2 separate regions of the Homo sapiens genome follow, and region 1 is linked to region 2. Evidence: read pairs that join two places in POLR2A ChIA-PET (ENCODE). Cell type or tissue: OCI-LY7. All regions are shown on one strand. Each heading gives the region's core, and the rest is flanking DNA. Links, peaks and the distances in the headings are about the cores only.

Region 1 (5,316 bases), core at 265-5,264, 160 kb before region 2:
TGGTCTGTGCAACAGGCAGGAAGAATCCACTGGGTGATTACATTCCTAGTACAACTACCATGGTCTATTCAAGAATAGGTCACCTCCCTTGCTGATTTCCATTCCCTCCCAGCTAAGCTCCAAAGCTGGAGTGCCCCAGGCAGCCACGTGGTCACAATATCAGTTATCTATTGTTGCATAACAACCCACCCCAGCCAGAAGTTTGGTGCTACCATCTGGCTTACTCTGTTGGGTAAATGAACAAATGATGCCCCAGGTAATAGCAAACAGGTGAAAAGGGCACTATTGAACTTGAAAATTGGTGCTTACCTTTAATTCACATGTAGATTATCTTATTTGTCTGAACACAATGGCCACTTCTACTACAAGCTCATTGTGCGGATTTGCAAAACATAAACCACAGTCTCCCATGAAAAATTCCTTCCTCAGTATAAGGAAGGTGACTCTGGAGGCTTTTTTTTAATTCTTCAAGTTCCTAAGAATTGGATATTATTAGGTAAATTACCAATTTGATTGTCTAAATGGCACTCCATTATACTAAAATTCAGAGTAACTCCCCAAATGCCTTCATAATCTAATGGCAAAATTCAATGCCAAGTGTGTCCAAAAACTCATAACCCACTCAATAGATAGAATTCAAATGTGGCTGGGTGTGGTGGAGTCACGCCTGTAATTCCAGAACTTTGGGAGGCCAAGGCGAGCGGATCACTTGAGGTCAGGAGTTTGAGACCAGCCTGACCAACATGGTGAAACTCCATCTCTACTAAAAAGATATAGAAAATTAGCCAGGCATGGTGGTGCATGCCTGTAATCCCAGTTACTTGCAAGGCTGAGGCAGAAGAATTGCTTGAACCCGGGAGGCAGAGATTGCAGTGAGCCGAGATTGTGCCATTGCACTACACCCCAGGCAACAAGAGCAAAACTCCGTCTCAAAAAAAATAAAATAAAATAGGCCAGGTGCAGTGGCTCACGCCTGTAATCCCAGCACTTTGGGAGGCCGAGGTGGGCAGATCATAAGGTCAGGAGATTGAGACCATCCTGGCTAACACGGTGAAACCCCGTCTCTACTAAAAATACAAAAAATTAGCCAGACGTGGTGGCAGGTGCCTGTAGTGCCAGCTACTCGGGAGGCTGAGGCAGGAGAATGGAGTGAACCTGGGAGGCGGAGCTTGCAGTGAGCCAAGATTTCACCACTGCACTCCAGCCTGGGCAACAGAGCGAGACTCCATCTCAAAAAATAAATAAATAAATAAATATAAAGAGAATTCAAATGCAATTTGATCTTCTTACAAACTAGAAAATGTTTCTAGAAATGTTTCTAGAAAGGGCCATTCATTAAATGTTAAAAGCTATTTAATTTACCACTAGCTAGTTCATTGGCAGTAAAAATATGAGTTAACAGTATATATTACAGCAGTGGTTCTCAAATTTTAGCCTGCATCAGAAGCACCTGGAGGGATCATTAAAACACAGACTGTTGCCTCCCCGCTCCCCACCTGCTAGGGGTTTTACCTTAGGTCTGGGTTGGGGTCTGAGAATTTGTGGTTTTTGTTTATTTGTTTGTTTGTTTTGCTTTAATTATTTAAAAATTTTACTTTTTTAAAATTTTTACAAGTCCACAACATGATGATAATTTGCATTGTTAACAAGTGCCAGGTGATGCTTAAACTGCTAGGGAATCACACACTGAGAAACACTGTATCACAGGGAAGGGAAAAGCTCTTAGGCTAACTATGAAATGGACATAAATTCTGTTTTATCCAGGGACAAAAGAGGCTCAAAATTTAGCTTTGGCCTGGAACACAGGCTAGTGGGGCTAGTGGTTGTCAAGGGTGCTGGGGACGTGTGTGGAGGGAGTGGAGGCTACATTCTAAAAGAAGAGGATGCTGATGCCATATTTAAATATGAGAAACTAGGTTGCTGGAACCACCAGTTTATCAATGTGGTACATGCCACAGGCATTGAAATCTAACTCCAATCTAGTGCCTACGCCCTGTTTTCTCTACCACTACCATCCTTAAAAAATGAAAAAGAAATTACGTTCACTTTAGCCTAACCTCTCAAAGCCCCAGGTGTGAATTAGTTTATCTGATGATGAAGCTTATAAAATTTTACATGTGATTTGCCATTATCAGGATGTAAAGCACGTTCAGATTTATTACCTTCTTTGATCAAAACAATCCTATGTGGTAGACCCTGTTATTCTTATTATACAGATAAGAAAATTTAATCAACAAAGGATAAATGACTGGCTCAACATTAGAGCTAATAATTATCAGTGCCAGTGCTCAAGTCCAGGCTTTTGAAGATCAAGTACTAAAAGGTTAAGCTGTCCAAAGATGTAGATTCCCATAAATGTAGAAGCCAAAAAGAAAATTTGTTACCCTTGTTATTGCTGTTTCTCAAACATGTTAGGAGTAATAACATTTAAATACATGTAACACTTATTTTCATGAGGAGATAGCATAAAAAATAGATACCATCACAACAAAGATGAGAAAAAAAATAGAAAGCAGCCAGGTGCAGTGGCTCATGCCTGTAATCCCAGCACTTTGGGAAGCCAAGGCGATGGATCACCTGAGTTCAGGAGTTCAAGACCAGCCTGGCCAACATGGCAAAACCCCTAAAAATACAAAAATACAAAAATTAGCTGGGCGTGGTGGCATGCACCTGTAGTCCCAGCTACTCGGGAGGCTTAGGCAGGAAAATCGCTTGAATCCGGGAGGCAGAGGTTGCAGTGAGCCGAGACTGTGCCCCCGCGCTCCAGCCTGGGTGACAGAGCAAGACTCCATCTCAGAAAAACATAATAATAAGAAATAGAAAGCACGTTCTCCCATTTTCAAAACAGCATTATTTAAAGGATATAACTTGTGGCTGGGTGCAGTGATTCATGTCTGTAATCCCAGCACCTTGGGAGGCTGAGGCAGGTGGATTACTTGAGGCCAGGAGTTCGAGACCAGCCTGGCCAACATGGCAAAACCCTGTCTCTATTAAGAATACACAAATTAGCCAGTTGTGGTGGTGTGTGCCTGTAGTCCCAGGTACTTGGGAGGCTGAGGCAGGAGAATGCTTGGACCCAGGAGGCGGAGGTTGCAGTGAGCCAGGATTGTGCCACTGCACTCCAGCTTGGGCGACAGAGTGAGACCCCGTCTCAAAAAATAAATAATAAATAATAAAGGGTACAACTTGATAAATGTTATACAAACACGCCAGTGATCATCACCAATGTCAAGATAATGAACGTATTCATCAGCCCTCAAGGTTGCTTTGTGTTCCTCTGGACCCCCACACAAACCTACCCCGTCTCCAGACAACCACTGAGCTGTTTTCTGTCACTATGCATTAGTTTGCATTTCATTTTTTTTTTTTAAGACAGGGTCTCACTTTGTTGCCCAGGCTGAGGTGCAGTGGCATGGTCACGGCTCACTGCAGTTTCAGCCTCTCGGGTTCAAGCAATCCTCCCACCTCAGCCTCCTGAGAAGCTGGAACTACAGACATGTATCGCCGTGCCTGGCTAGTTTTTTAATTTTTAGTAGAGATGGAGTCTCTCTATGTTGTCCAGGCTGATCTCAAACTCTTTGGTCAAGAGGTCCTCCTGCCTCAGCCTCCCAAAGTGCTGGGATTATGGGCCGAGCCACCATGTCCAGCTCTTACAGTTTTATGTAAATGAAATCACACAGTAGGTACACTTGCTTGTCTGGCTTATTTCTCTTAGCATAATTATTTTGAAATTCATCTATGTTATAGTATGAATTTTTTAATTTTAATTTTTATTTATTTACTTATTTTACATGGAGTCTCACCCTGTCACCCAGGCTAGAGTGCAGTGGCGTGATCTCAGCTCACTGCCACCTCCACCCCCCAGGTTCAAGTGATTCTCCTGTCTCAGCCTCCTGAGTAGCTGGGACTTCAGGTGCATGCCATCATGCCTAGCTAATTTTTGTATTTTTAGTAGAGACGAGGTTTCACCATATTGGTCAGGCTGGTCTCAGACTCCCAACCTCAGGTGATCCACCCACTTCAGCCTCCCAAAGTTCAGGGATTACAGGCATGAGCCACCGTGCCTGGCCTATACCATGGATTCATAGTTCATTCCTTTTTGTTGCTGAGTAGTATTCTGTTGCATGGACCTGCCACAGTTTCTTCTTCTTTTTTTTTTTTTCTTCAACCCCAGAGAGTTAGCTACAGTTTCTTTATCTGTTCACCTATTGATAGACATTTGACTTGTTTCTAAATCTTGGCTATTTTAAATAAAGCTGTATCAATAATCATGTACAAGTCTTTGTATAGACATATGCTGTATGCTTTCATTCTCTTGGGGGAAATTCTTAGGAGTGAATTATATGGATCATATGAGAGGTTTATTTTAACTTTTAAAGAAACTACAAATCTGATTTTCGAAGTACTTGTACATTTTTACATTCCTACCAACAACAGAACAGAGTTCTAGCTGTTCTACATCCTGATCAACACTTGGTCTCATCGAGCTTTTGAATTTTGGCCATTCTAATGGGATTGTAGTGGTATGGCATTGGATTTAAATTTGTATTTCCTGATGGAATACTACTTAGCCATAAAAAGGAATGAATTAATGGCATTCACAACAACCTGGATGGGACTAGAGACTATTATTCTAAGTGAAGTAACTCAGGAATGGAAAACCAAACATTGTATGTTCTCATTCATAAGTGGGAGCTAAGCTACGAGGATGCAAAGACATAAAAATAACACAATGGGCCGGGCGCGGTGGCTCACGCCTGTAATCCCAGCACTTTGGGAGGCCGAGGCGGGCGGATCACGAGGTCAGGAGATCGAGACCATCCCGGCTAAAACGGTGAAACCCCGTCTCTACTAAAAATGCAAAAAAATTAGCCGGGCGTAGTGGCGGGCGCCTGTAGTCCCAGCTACTTGGGAGGCTGAGGCAGGAGAATGGCATGGACCCGGGAGGCGGAGCTTGCAGTGAGCCGAGATCCCGCCACTGCACTCCAGCCTGGGCGACAGAGCGAGACTCCGTCTCAAAAAAAAAAAAAAAAAAACACAATGGACTTAGGGGACTCAGGAGAGAAGGGTGAGAAGGGGTGAGGGATAAAAGACTACAAATTGGGTGCAGTGTATACTGCTCAGGTGATGGGTGCACCAAAATCTCACAAATCACCGCTAAAGAACTAACTCATGTAACCAAACACCACCTATCCCCCAAAAACCTATGGAAATAAAAAATTTCTTTAGCTGGGCATGGTGGCTCACGCCTGTAATCCCAGCACTTTGGGAGGCCAAGGCAGGCAGATCACCTGAGGTCAGGAGTTCAAAACCGGC
Region 2 (5,316 bases), core at 257-5,256:
TTTGCATTTTACCCGTAGTAGAACTTCTTTCAAAATTGGAGCCAGTTCTCTCAAACCCCATTGCTGCTGTATCAACTAAGTTTGCTTAATATTCTATATCCTTTGTTGTTATTTCAACAATGTTGACAGCATCTTCACCAGGAGTAGATTCCATCGTAAGAAACCACTTTCTTCAAAACATGATGTAGACTCATTTAAAAAAAAATAAACCACTGTTTTGTTTTCTCATCCATAACAAGCAACTCTTCACCCTTTCAAGTTTTGTCACGAGATTGCAGCAATTAAGTTACATCTTAAGGCTCCACTTCAAGTTCTCTTACCATTTCCACCATATCTGCAGGTCCTTCCTCCACTGATGTCTTGAACTTCTCCAAGTCATCTGTGAGGGTTTGAATCAGCTTCTTCAAAACTCTTGTTAATATTTATATTTTGTTCTTCTCTCTTGAATCACGAATGTTCTTAATGGCATCTAGAATGGCAAATCTTTTCCGGAAAGTTTTTAATTTACTTTGCCTAGATCCTTCAGAGGAATCACCAGCTATGGCAGCTATAACCTTGCGAAATGTATTTCTTAAGTAACAAGACTTGAAAGTCAGTATTACTCTTGGATACATGGGCTGCAGAATGGGTATTGTGTTAGTAGGCATGAAAACAACATTAATCTCCTTGTACATCTCCATCAGAGCTCTTGAATGACCAGGTGGATTGTCAGTGAGCAGTAATATTTTTAAAGGAATCTTTATTTTTTTCTTTCTGAGCAGTATGTCTTAACTGGGGACTTAAAATATTCAGTAAACCATAATATAAACACATGTGTTGTCATCCAGGCTTTGTTGTTCTGTTTATAGAGTACAGGCAATGTAGAGTTAGCATAATTCTTAAGGGCCCTCGAATTTGGGGAATCGTAAATGAGCACTGGCTTCAACTTTGGTCACCACTGCATTAGACTCTAACAATCTCATCAACCTGTTCTTGAAGCTTTGAAGCCAGGCATTGACTTGTCCTCTCTCACTATGAAAGTCCTTGCTGACATCTTCCAGTATGAGGCCTTTTTGTCTACATTGAAAATCTGTTGTTTTGTGTAGCCACCTTCATCAGTGATCTTAGAGTGATCTTCTGTATAACTTGGTGCAGCTTCTGTATCAGCACTTGCCACTTCACCTTGCACTTTTGTTGTTACAGAGATGACTTCTTTTCCTTAAACCTCATAAGCCAACCTCGGCTAGCTTCCAGCTTTTCTTCTGCAGCTTCCTCACCTCTCAGCCTTCATAGAATTGAAGAGAGTTAGAGCCTTGCTCTGGATTAGGCTTTGGCTTAAGAGAATGTTGTGGCTGGTTTGATCTTCTATCCAGACCACTCAGACTTTCTCCATATAAGCAATAAAGCTGTTTTACTTTGTCATTTTTGTGTTCACTGGAGTAGCACATCTAATTTTCCTTAAGAACTTTTTCCTTTACATCCACAAGTTGGCTAACTGACATTAGAGACCTATGTTTTGACCTGTCAGCTTTCAGCATGCCTTCCTCACTAAGCTCAATCATTTAAATCAAAAGCTCAAGCTTTTGATTTAAAGTGAGAGACATGCAACTCTTCCTTTCACTTGAACACTAGAGGTCATTGTAAAGTATATTAACTGGCCTAATTTCTATATTGTGTCTCAGGGAATAGGAGGTCGAAGGAGAGGGAGAAAGACAAGGGAACAGGTGTTCAGTGGATCAGAACACACCTAACATTTATCAATTTAGTTCACCATCTTATACAGGTGCAGTGTGTGGGACCTCAAAATAATTCACTACAGTAACATAAAAAATCACTAATTAGGAATCACCACTGTGAATAGTAACCATTAAAAAGATTGAAATATTGCAAATATTACAAAAATGTGACACCAAGTGGTGTCACCATATGCTCTTGGGAAAATGGCACCACTAGACTTGGTCGACACAGGGTTGCCCCAAACCTTTAATTTGTGAAAGACACGGTATCTGCCAAGTGCAATAAAGTGAGGTGTGCCTGTGTTGTATGCCATTGATCTATATGTCTGTCCTTACACCAGTACCACAGTGTCTTTATTATATCTTTAAATGTAGAAATCTAGTAGTATGAGTCTTCCAGTTTTTTAGTTTTTCAAACTTGTTTTGCTAATCTAGGTCTTTGATCTTTCTTTATAAAGTTTATAAAGATTATAATCACCTTACCAATTCTTGAAAAAACCTTTGAGGATTTTGATTAGGATTGTATTGAAACTTCGATTAATTTGGAAAGAATTGCCACGTCAGTAGTGGTATTTCAGTTTACATAGTTTATCTCACCTGTATTAGTTTTTACTTTCTCTCAGCAGTGTTTTTATACTGTCATTTCCCTTCAACCCGAATAACTTCCTAAAGCATTTCTAGTGGCTTTGAGAGAGAGCTACTTTAAATTGTGGAGAAAAGCGTAGAGTAAACTGCTGTGCTTTGAATGGGTCCTCTCCAAAATTCAGGTGTTGCCAATGTGATAGTATTAAGAGGTGGGGCCTTTTAAGAGGTGATTAGGCCATAAGGACTCCTTCCTCCTTAATGGAATTAAAAAAGGGGCTTGGTGTAGGGTTAGGCTAGCTTACTTGCCCTTCTCTGCCTTCTGCCATGTGAGAGCGCAGCAAGAAGGCCTTCACCAGACACCGAATGCTGTTGCCATGATTGTGGAATTCCAGGTTCCAGACTGTGAGAAAATAAGCTTCTGTTATTTATAAATGACTTACTCTCAGGAATTTTATTATAGCAGCACAAAATGGGCTAGACAAACTCCATATTTGAAAATGTATTTTAGATACTTTATAGCCCTTCCTAGAAAACATAATAAAGGCTCCTATTAGATAATAAAAGTGTATATTTGTAAAGCTTTTACTATTATTACAAATTATGACAAATATTATTTATAATATTATTATTAAAGCTTTTCCTGTTGGAAAATATCTCAGCCCATTTAGTATTGTATTTCCTCCCCTGTTTTGGGTGATGGATGGTGACACCACAAAGCACTGGTATTTTTTTTTTTTTTTTTCTTTGAGATGGAGTCTTGCTCTGTTTCCCAGGCTAGAGTGCAGTGGTGTCATCTTGGTTCACTGCAACTTCCGCCTCCCAGGTTCAAGTGATTCTTCTGCATCAGCTTCCTGAGTAGCTGGGACTACAGGTGCACACTACCATGCCTGGGTAGTTTTTTTGTATTTTTGGTAGAGATGGGGTTTCACCATGTCGGCCAGGCTGGTCTCAAACTCCTGACCTCAAGTGATCCACTGCCTCGGTGTCCCAAAGTGCTGGGATTAACAGCATGAGCCACTGCGCCTGGCAGCATTGGTAGTTTCTATAGCTCTTTTTCTTTCTGCTTCTCCCTACCACCTTCCACAACTCCTTTAAAAGAAATTACTTAAAGGATATTGGGAAGTGGACGCAAAGTAGTGAGTCTACCAGAGAACATAACAACCTGAAGATAGATGGACCTACACTTTCTCCTGAAAGCTGTATACAAAATTAAATTTTATATACAAACATATGTAAATACATTCTTCATTTGTTTCAGCAGCAGCAGTTAGGAAGTAAAAGAAAAATCCTTTTCATAATGACAAGAAAAAAGTAAGATAATAAGTACGTGGGAACTGTGTGAATAAACTTTGAAATCCATTAAAGTCCACTTGGGTAAATTTAAACAGTTCCTAAAAGAGAAGACTGAATGTTTTAAGGATATTACTCTTTCTGAATTACTCTCTAGGTATAATGCTATTGTGATCAAAAACACATTGTATGTCTTTGGGGAGCTTTTGCTGGGGGGATAGCAGAATTCACTAATCTAGGTCTTTGATCTTTCTTTATAAGTGATTTTAAATATAATCTGAAGAATAAAGCTAGAATGGCCAGGATATCTTAAAGATATAAATAATGAGGGGGATTTTCCTTCCTAAATGCTAAGACTTATGTAATTTTAAAAATATGCCACTGACGATAGATTTGAAAAATAAATCAATAAATGAAATTAATGTTTATAGAACTATTATGATGATTTTATAAAAAGTACCCTCAAACATTGCTTGGAAAATTAAGTGTTATTCAGTAGATGGTGCTAGAATTATTATTGGTTAATCATTATATTGCTTCCAGTAAACTCATAGGAAAGGAAAAAACTATATAAGAACAATAAACCATTAAAACATATTGATCCTTACCAGTAATCAGAGAAGTGCAAATTGAAACAAGGAACCTTTTTTATTTTATTTTATTTTATTTTATTTATTTTTATTTTTTGAGACAGAGTCTCGCTCTGTTCCCAGGCTGGAGTGCAGTGGTGCGATCTTGGTTCACTGCAACCTCCGCCTCCCGGGTTCAAGCAATTCTCCTGCCTCAGCCTCCCGAGTAGCTGGGACTACAGGCGCACGCCACCACACCTGGCTAATTTTTGTATTTTTAGTAGAGATGGGGTTTCACCATATTGGCCAGGATGGTCTCGATCTCCTGACCTTGTGATCCACCTGTCTCGGCCTCCCAAAGTGCTGGGATTACAGGCATGAGCCACCATGCCTGGACCAAAGAATCATTGTATACCAATGAAATCTGATGTCTACAAGTGTTGCACCATAGTACCCCGAACACTGCAAGTGGGAATACAAATTGGTATAACTTTTCCTTAGAAAAAAGTTTGTGAATATGTTTCAAGAAAGGAAGAAATTGTTTATTTTGGTTGATGGTTTCTCTTATAGTAATCTATCCCAAGGAAATAATGAGAATGTGGAACAAATTCATTAAAATGCACAGTTATAGTAACAAAATAAAAAACTGGTCTAATTGCAAATTATGGTACATTTATTAAGATAAGTGTTTTTGAAGAATATGTAACAATGTAAGAAAGAAAATCCTAATATTAATTGAGGATAAGTAAAATGATCTTCAGTGTGAGTCTCATTTAATTTTTTTAAGTTAATATGTCTGCGTATGTGTTTTTTAGGGGAATATATCAAATGATTGGCAGTTCATAGCTAAGATTGTTGAGAATACTAGTTGTTTTTACTTTCTCTTTATAGCTTTGTGTACAAGGTAGCTTTTTTCAGGATCTTCCAGAGAATGAGAAGAACAAGCATTATTTATAAAAGCATAAACCTTGTAGGATTTCTGTGCAATATATTTGCTTTAAGAAAAATGAAACTATAGATGATTGTGGCTTATAAATTTTTATTGATAAATGGTGAAACCTTTATTTATATAGAGGAATAAAAGACAAAAGAACACAAGTCCCTGGTTAAGTTAATATAAAGTTAGTAGCTTAAATGGAATTGGTTTCAATTTACAG

Evidence for each region. Peaks named below come from ENCODE experiments on the same cell type or tissue, not always from the same donor. Only the 100,000 strongest peaks of a DNase experiment are listed, where the experiment ranks them.
Region 1: POLR2A ChIA-PET joins it to region 2 with 5 read pairs; 2 of 35 experiments call an interaction of 5 or more read pairs at or near these places.

The regions. Positions count from the first base shown.
Region 1 is chr10:96,772,665-96,777,980 of GRCh38, forward strand. No RefSeq gene overlaps it. Among named protein-coding and RNA genes, the nearest start is that of MIR607, 53 kb to the right of the region's middle. In OCI-LY7, for the core only: no CTCF peak of the experiment used is centred there; no DNase peak of the experiment used is centred there.
Region 2 is chr10:96,928,206-96,933,521 of GRCh38, forward strand. All of the region lies in intron 4 of LCOR (ligand dependent nuclear receptor corepressor), which reads left to right. Among named protein-coding and RNA genes, the nearest start is that of LCOR, 99 kb to the left of the region's middle. In OCI-LY7, for the core only: a CTCF peak has its summit at 1,640 (motif pointing right); a DNase peak (open chromatin) is centred at 3,136; H3K4me3 peaks cover 671 bases; H3K27ac peaks cover 1,457 bases.